Linked DNA regions of Mus musculus: all the other regions are linked to region 2. The links are chromatin loops, found by intact Hi-C in ENCODE. Cell type or tissue: heart. All regions are shown on one strand. Region 1 holds the start of U2af1 (U2 small nuclear ribonucleoprotein auxiliary factor (U2AF) 1). Region 2 has its middle 38 kb from the start of Abcg1. Region 3 overlaps Abcg1 (ATP binding cassette subfamily G member 1).

Evidence for each region. A loop is a pair of places that touch in the nucleus more often than their neighbours do. Peaks named below come from ENCODE experiments on the same cell type or tissue, not always from the same donor. Only the 100,000 strongest peaks of a DNase experiment are listed, where the experiment ranks them.
Region 1: it touches region 2 in a loop (4-fold over the local background); 3 of 42 quality-filtered maps call a loop at or near these places.
Region 3: it touches region 2 in a loop (2.4-fold over the local background); 5 of 42 quality-filtered maps call a loop at or near these places.

Annotation. Positions count from the first base shown.
Region 1 is chr17:31,657,634-31,660,133 of GRCm38, reverse strand. It overlaps U2af1 (U2 small nuclear ribonucleoprotein auxiliary factor (U2AF) 1), which reads left to right and starts at 1,380. Exons shown (of 8, transcript NM_024187.4): 1 at 1,380-1,481. The coding sequence starts at 1,438. In heart, CTCF peaks have their summits at 1,116 and 1,323; a DNase peak (open chromatin) is centred at 1,283; H3K4me3 peaks cover 1,934 bases; H3K27ac peaks cover 1,866 bases.
Region 2 is chr17:31,018,217-31,020,716 of GRCm38, reverse strand. No RefSeq gene overlaps it. Among named protein-coding and RNA genes, the nearest start is that of Abcg1, 38 kb to the left of the region's middle. In heart, CTCF peaks have their summits at 991 (motif pointing left) and 2,247; no DNase peak of the experiment used is centred here; H3K27ac peaks cover 240 bases.
Region 3 is chr17:31,071,946-31,074,445 of GRCm38, reverse strand. All of the region lies in intron 2 of Abcg1 (ATP binding cassette subfamily G member 1), which reads right to left. Among named protein-coding and RNA genes, the nearest start is that of Abcg1, 16 kb to the right of the region's middle. In heart, no CTCF peak of the experiment used is centred here; DNase peaks (open chromatin) are centred at 255, 985, 1,425 and 2,315; H3K4me3 peaks cover 1,179 bases; H3K27ac peaks cover 2,500 bases.

The sequences.
Region 1 (2,500 bases), 640 kb before region 2:
GGCCAGCCTGGTCTACAAAGTGAGTTCCGGGACAGCCAGGGCTACACAGAGAAACCCTATCTTGGAAAACAAAACCAACCAGACAAAGAAACAAAACAAAAAGTGGAAAGATGCCTGTATACTTAGAGCCTTGGGAGCCATAGAAGGCCACCAACAGGAATAGATGTCACCAGGTCTGTATTCTTTTAAACTCTCTGTCATGTCAGCTGGAGCAATATTATACCAGCTGTATTAGTTACTTGTAGTTGAGGGAGAGAGAGCCCAGTGATACAATGCATGGCGAAGTATGAAGTGGTTATCCCTGCCCTCACAGACATACCCAGAAGCCTCTTCTCCATAACTCAGAAAAGTGGATTTAAACATTACACCAACCAAGGCTCGGGATGTCATTCAGTTGATAGAGTGCTTGCTTAACATACAGCATCATATAAACCTATTTGGTAGTACACACTGGTAACCCTAGCACTCAGGATGGTAAGAGATTCAGAAGGATCAGAAGTTCAAGGTCATCTGTAGCTGTACATAGTAGCTATGTAGCCTGATGCATACACAAGACCATCCCATGGAGAAACAAAAAACAAAACACGCTCAATAAAACAAACATCGTAGCAGCCTGTGTCTATATATGTGTCACAGGGCTTATTCTTCTAATGTCTCCAAATAAGAGATAAATAGATGTGACAGGGGAAGATGAATGGGTGAGGCATGGATAGTTGGGTAGCTTAATTAGTGAGGGGTGAATGGGCGTGTGGGAAGAAAGAAGGATGAACAAACTAATGGTCTGGTGGACCTGATCGGGTCATTCATCCTGGTTCCAGTAACCAGGTTAACTAGTGAGAGCCTGTGAGGAGACCCCAGCTTCCCACAACCCTCTTCCACGGTTCGTCCTCGGATGGAAGTGGCTCTATAGCCAGAGAGAGCAGATAAAGTCATCCAACCAAGATGACCCCGCAGCCTGGGTCTCTGCCTGAGATAACGGAGATTAGGCTCTGCCTGGAAATTTGGTGACTTGAAGGTGAGCCTTGTGACTGTGAGGATGCTGTGGTTTAAGGCCCTCCAGGAGGCCGGACAGAGCCCCTTATCTACAGCTGCACTGGTGGGAGGCCTGGGACAGGAGGGCCAGCAAGGGGAGAGGGCGCGGTCCCAGCGGCGGGAGCGGGAAACAGCGGTGCTGAGCACGCGCGGAGCGGCTGTCCACAGCCTAAGCCGCAAGCAATGCGCGGGACCCGCCCGGGCGCCAAGGAGTGCGCAGGCGCCAGGGTAGGGGCGGAGCCTCCTCATGCTCTTCGTCCCGCCCCCGCGCTGGCAGCACCTTTCCCAATTGGACAGAGTCGCTACGACGGGTGGGGAGAGCGTCGTCGCGTCGGGTGACGTCTCCGGAGGGACGTCGGCGTAGTCGGCAGCGTCGGCTGCCGTGCCTGAGTCGTCCGCTCGAAAATGGCGGAATACTTGGCCTCCATCTTCGGCACCGAAAAAGACAAGTGAGTAGGGCCGGCCTGCCGGGACTTGGGCTGGGGAGGCGACGGGCAGCGGGTGCCGGTCGAGGCAAGCGGCGGTGACGTCCAGGCGTGGCGGCTGGCTCGGGCCTGGAGACCTCGCGCGGCTCGGCGCCGCCGCCTCGTGGGCCGGGCGGCGGGACTGGCGGGCGGCTCGGGCTGGGCCTCGGCGCCTCGAGCTCCACCGCGGGCGCTCCATGCCGGGTTCTACGCGGGGCCCTGCCCCACGCCGCGCTCCCACTGCTGCCCGGGGCTTCTGTGGCGAAGTAACACGTTTCTTGCAACTTTAGGCTTTGAGTTATCGTGTCGGAAGTGCTGTGGCCCCGTCCTCTCTAGCATTCAGTGCTGGGGCCGACCTTTGGGAGCGGTTTCGACCGAATAAACCTCCTGCCTGCCTAAGCGTTGGCGGACCCGCCTTTCTTTTTAAATTAAGGTTTGCATTTCCGTAGCCAACTGTTAGGGTAAGAGGAAAAGGAATAGCAATATTCCCGCCTGTGGTCGTGTGCTGCGAGGCACATACTCATTTCCGCGTGTCGGCTGAAATTTAGGTTAAGGGGAATGTCTTCGGACACTTTCAAGGATAATTCCTACTTTGAAAACCTAAGGATTTAAGTATCTGGCTTAATCTGCTTCCAGTAAGTAGTCACCATCTTTATGTTTCTGAATCTTGTACAAGGTTTATGCAGATGTCAGTCACGGTGGTAAGCGTTTGCAATAGATAACGTTTTTGGTGCCACATTCTCACTCTTAAAATGTTCTGTTTTCCAGGATGGAGGCTGTCCGATCAGGCACCTTTATACAGTCTTCAGTGTTTGAAAGAGGGGATGTTTCTAAAAGTCTCATGCCTGAATCGGCAGTCACTCAAGAGACATTTAATTGGATGTTAGGTCTAGACCAGTCTTGGAGAATCAGCTGGAATAAAGTCTGGGTTCTCAGGAAGTCATGGAGGAAGGTTGTGCCTTGTGTTAAGGATGACTAAAATACATTAAAGGGACTAGAGAGAT
Region 2 (2,500 bases):
AGCGAATAGCTGTTATATTGGGGGCAGTGGGGGAGGGGATCCCCCAAAGTTTCAGGACAGGGTTTATGTGTGCTCATGGAACTCAGGCAGTTTGCTGTCTCCCAGAATTACAGTAAGAACCTACCATCCACAACCCCTGCAGTCTTGCCAAGGGGGTAGAGGTGTTGCAAAGAGGAAAGAGATTCCTTCTGTGTTCTGTGGTCACCGCGACCTGGGGTCCTCACATGCAGCTTGTGAAAGAAATTTTAAGTCACTGTTGTCCAGAATGCAGGGGTACCTGTGAGGAATCTCAGGTGTGCAGCTCAGGGATCCACCATGTCTGAGTCAGAGTGGGTGGAGGAAGGTCTGACCAGTAGAGTGGTTATTGGCAGGACTTAGCCAGACCCCCAAGATATGTCCATCCCTGCCAGCAAACCCTGGATGAGCTCCAAGACTGGAATGTAGGCCTCCCGGGCTGCCCCACCCCCTGAACTGCTTGACCTTTCTGCCTCTCATAACCCAATTCTTGATGCTCCTTAGCAGATCTGGGCCCATGGGATGGTTTTAGGCACCTAGTGATTCCTGTTCTGTACCAAATTCTCTGGGGACAAGGATATGTGTTTTGTTCTTTATTCTACCCGCCCCCCATAATGGCTGCCTTTGCAGTCTGGAAAAACAACCAGAGAGATTATAGGAGATACACAGATAGTGTTTTGGCAGGGTATGGTGCCTTTCCACAGGAACTCATGTCCCACAGAGAACTATGGACACCGTTAAGCTTCAACTGGCCTTTGCTGACAAATGTCCTTATATGAGGCTGTGGTGGCCTCTTCACAGGCTTCTGGTTTTGGCCTTTTTCTGTATTGGTTACTGTCAAGTGATCTTGCAGAAAACTCCTTTGTGGACTCTTTGTTAGGGCCAACACAAGGGAATCCATTTGATTTTCACACCTTGACCTTTCTGGCTTAACCAACATCTTGGCTCTAAGGGCTCTGCCCACAGCGCCCTCTAGTGGTGAATTCCTAGGATCCAGACAGCAGCCTCCAACTCTTGTCCAGCAATCCTTACAATCCGTTCCCTGCAGCAGCAAGTATCCACTTTGGGTTTGAAAACTCCAAAGAGGATTCAAGTCTTGGTCAGAGCAACTGGAAAGAAGTAACTGTCTTATATCCTCCCAGTACTTGAAGGACTTGAAGGAAATGGGTCTGTGCTCAGGCTAACTCTGGTTTGTCAAACCAGAAACTCCTCCCTATCCCAGCTATAAGCACTCCCTCCCTCCCTCCCTCCCTCCCTCCCTCCCTCCCTCCCTCCCTCCCTCCCTACCCCCTACCTCTCCTGAAGCTGTGAAGGACTGGAGTTAAGCAGATGTGCCATGTACCCAGAGTGTAGCTCAGAGCAGCCCTGCATCCATAACTAAGCAAGTCGGTTACCCTCACAGCCAGAGCATCCCAACCCTGAAGACCGGGAGAGGCTCCTCCTATGGGCTGCCCCAGGAAAAGCTGTGCCCTTAGTCTCTGTGGCCCTTTACTGCTGCCTTCCAGAGATGGAGAGGCACCATCCCCTGGGACTTTCCTGAGTGGTTTCTCTCATGTTCAGCCTCCACTCTGGCCCCCCAGTGTTCTCCACAGAAGGTCATAACTACAGGAACATCTCACTGCTGGGGACACCAGCAGTCTGGTCCCTGCTAAGCTTGGCTCCTATGGACGCTAGTCTCCCAATGCCTAGCCACCAGACTGTCTGGGACCAATTGATTGAAAATTTAAAAGTCCCACAGGAATAAGGTTGTGAGTGCCTGCTTCCCATAAAACATCATTTCTGGGGTAGCAGGAAGAGGGTCCCTCATCCACGGGGCTTGAAACTGAAAGTGGCTTGGGAATGTTTACATATTTATAATTTGGTATCTCCTGGTCAAGACCCAAGTTTAAAGGTAAAGTTAAAGTTCTGTATGTGTCATGAACTCACTCACACTCCCAGGAGGAAGGTAAGCATTGTGGGTTTAGTTAGTTTTTTTAATGTACCTACACTTCATGGCAGCCATCTACTGAATGAGGTCAGGAGTGGAACTTTCCATATGTAGTGTCTCTTACACACACACACACACACACACACATTTTGACAGGAGAGCATCATGGATTTCCCATGTTTGAATAATGGATGCATGGGCTCTAACAACTCCAGCCCATAGGACCACAGAGATGAAGTGAAGGCACAGCTGTTGGCCATGTTCTGGACTTTTCTCTCCTGGGAAGTTCTCATTGCTGCCCTCTCTGGGAACATCTGTGTACTGCAGCTTCTCTGCCTTGTTTAAGGCTCTTGCCAGAATCTCCCATCCATCCCAGGACTGAGAAGGCCCCGACTCAGCTTCTCATCTGGATAAGGACGTGGCTTGCAACCCGGCCTGCTTTTCTGACCACCACCTCATACCTGTTCTGCTGAAGATGATGTGGACAAGGATTCAGGGTACGGTTGGTTAGTACCCGTGTAGATGCTGTGTAACTGTACTGCGCAGATGCTGATTCTG
Region 3 (2,500 bases), 54 kb before region 2:
GCCTAAATTAAGCTCAAAGGAGTCATCAGGCCAGCGTCTCAAGAAGGCCCTGGTCCCCAGGGAGGGCATGACAGGACACCTCCTGTTCCGTCCTGTCCTGGGCCTTCCAGTTACCTAAATGAGAGAAAACGAGCTTTTCTTACATCTGTGAGCTCACAGACTTAGCCAGAGATGCTACAAAATGCTCTCCTGGAGTTCAGCTATTATTGTGCAATCTCAGCGGTCCCCAGGATGAAGTGACTCAGTTGGGGCAGGAAAGCCCTCCGGATTCCAGCTGGCTTAGTGGATCCACAGACCCAGTCTTAAAGGAAAAATTCCAGGGTTTGGGAACCCGGCCTGGTCTTTTTCTAGAACTGGTCATAGAGAGAAGGTCTGCCTCTTATGTCTTCCGAAGATCTGAACAGGAAGCAAATAAGATCATTTCCAAGGAGTCACAGACCAGCAGTGTTTCTTGGAAAAGGGTGTGACCTAGGGCTATGAGCTCTTTGACTTTAAACAGCAGTATAGAAGCACCACCCACCCACCCACCCGCACTCGATTAGCACACACACACACAAACACACAAGTCCTATCAAAACTTCAAGGTCATAGCTAGCACACGGAGAAGGCTTCGGCATTCTGGTATCTGCTATGTTACTCCCACTCAGCCACATTCCTCAATTAAGCTTAAATAGGAAACAACCATGTGCATCAATATATTCATCCAGTAATATGTCCTGCTTCATCTGCTTCAGAGTCTTCCTGTTGGAGAAGCTCTCAATTCTGGGTGCCTTTTGGACCTGGAGCGGAGAATGTGACCCGGGGCTTTGCTCTTTATAGGAAGGTGCAGCATCGGGACCTCTTGAGCCCCCTAGAGCAGCAACATCCTCTTAGCAACAGTGCCCGGCGCGCGCGGCCAATCGCGCAGCTCCCCGCTGCCGCCAGCTGGAGGTTACTAGCGAGCATTGACCGATAGTAACCCCGGCGCGGGCGGCAGTGACAGACAGGTACACATTGCGCCTGCGCAACGGCGCACACCTGCCCCGCCCGCACCTGCACACTGGAGGAGGCCGCTCCTTGCTGCATCCCCTTCCAGTCACTGAGAATTCCTAAGAACTCCTGCAGGCAGCCTCTACCGAGCCAGCAGCCAGGGTTACTTGTGAGCAATGGAGCCGGTGTGTCCCAGCAGCCTGTAGGATGCTCACAGAACCACAGAAGGAGGGGAGGGATGCTCTAATTAATAAAAACCCGTTATGGGGCTGTAACTTGGCCAGAGCCTTCAATACCAGGCCATGTAGATGACAGTTGGCTGGAATGAACTATTCTCTCATTCATATTTATGTGTTCTCTGTGTGTGTGTGTGTGTGTGTGTGTGTGTTACTCCATCTTGGAGAATGAGCATAGGTCTTAATGTGCCCAGCAGGCAGTACACAGTTCTGGACTCCAGGTAGAGGTCAAACCTGCCTCCCTCCCCACCTCCACTGACAGTAGGCAAAAAGGTCTTTGTGTGGTACCCACAGTGTCTGTCTCCTGAGCAAGAACTTAACACCGCCCGCCCGCTGGTCTAGGCCTCCTGAAACATTTGGAGGCAGAGAATTGAAGCCCTGGGGTAATGAGACAATGTGGGAAAGGAAACAGCAAACATTAGCTATTTGTAATTGAAAATAAGCATGACTCCCTCCAAAGTGGGAGAAGAGGCATAAGACTGAGACCTCCCACAATCCATGCTGGGATGCCTGGCCCAGGGGCTTCTAGGCCAAGCCACCAGTTGCCACATGACAGATACAGAGCAGAAGATTCATGCTGCTTCTCGACTGGACTCTACCCTTACCAGTAGCAGAGAACCTTCTGGAAGGTACGCCTGCCTCTGCCCTGTGACCCACAAGTGTCACCGTGTCATGCAATCTCCAAGCAAACCTGGGCCCTCATCTCTCTAGCAGCCCAGTCACCTATAAAGGCTGCTCACCCTGATAAACTGGATTGCTGTTTGTCCCTGGTCAGTCTCTTATTCTGTGCGGTTCGTGGGCCCACTTCGAGACTAAGATCGCTTGTTCCACAGAGTTCCAGAAGCAGGAGCTGGACCAACTCAGGAAACTTATCCAAACACTGATTTTCTTAGCTCAGAGGCATTTTCTAAGAACGGATCTTGTGTGTGTGTGAGCACACTCGTGCTGTCCTGGGAGTCTCGGTTCCTAGTGACTGTGGTAATCAAACAGACTGACTTGTGGGAAGGGATAGTGCAGATGGTTGGCCCCCAACATGTGGGAGTTCAGACTAGGGCAAGCCCAAGGCTCCTGTTGGCGCCGAGATCTAGATTCTAAATATAGGTCTCAGCTGGACCTAATCACAGCCTTGATAGGCCTCCTGGCATATCTGACTTTTCACACTGAATGCCATTTGTCCCACTGCACAGAGAGGTATCTAACAACATACAGCTGGCTCAGAGGATAGTGAAACTATGGCGTTGGGTCATGTGGAACCAGCAGCCCCATCAGCCAGCCTTGGAAAAGCCCTTTTACAC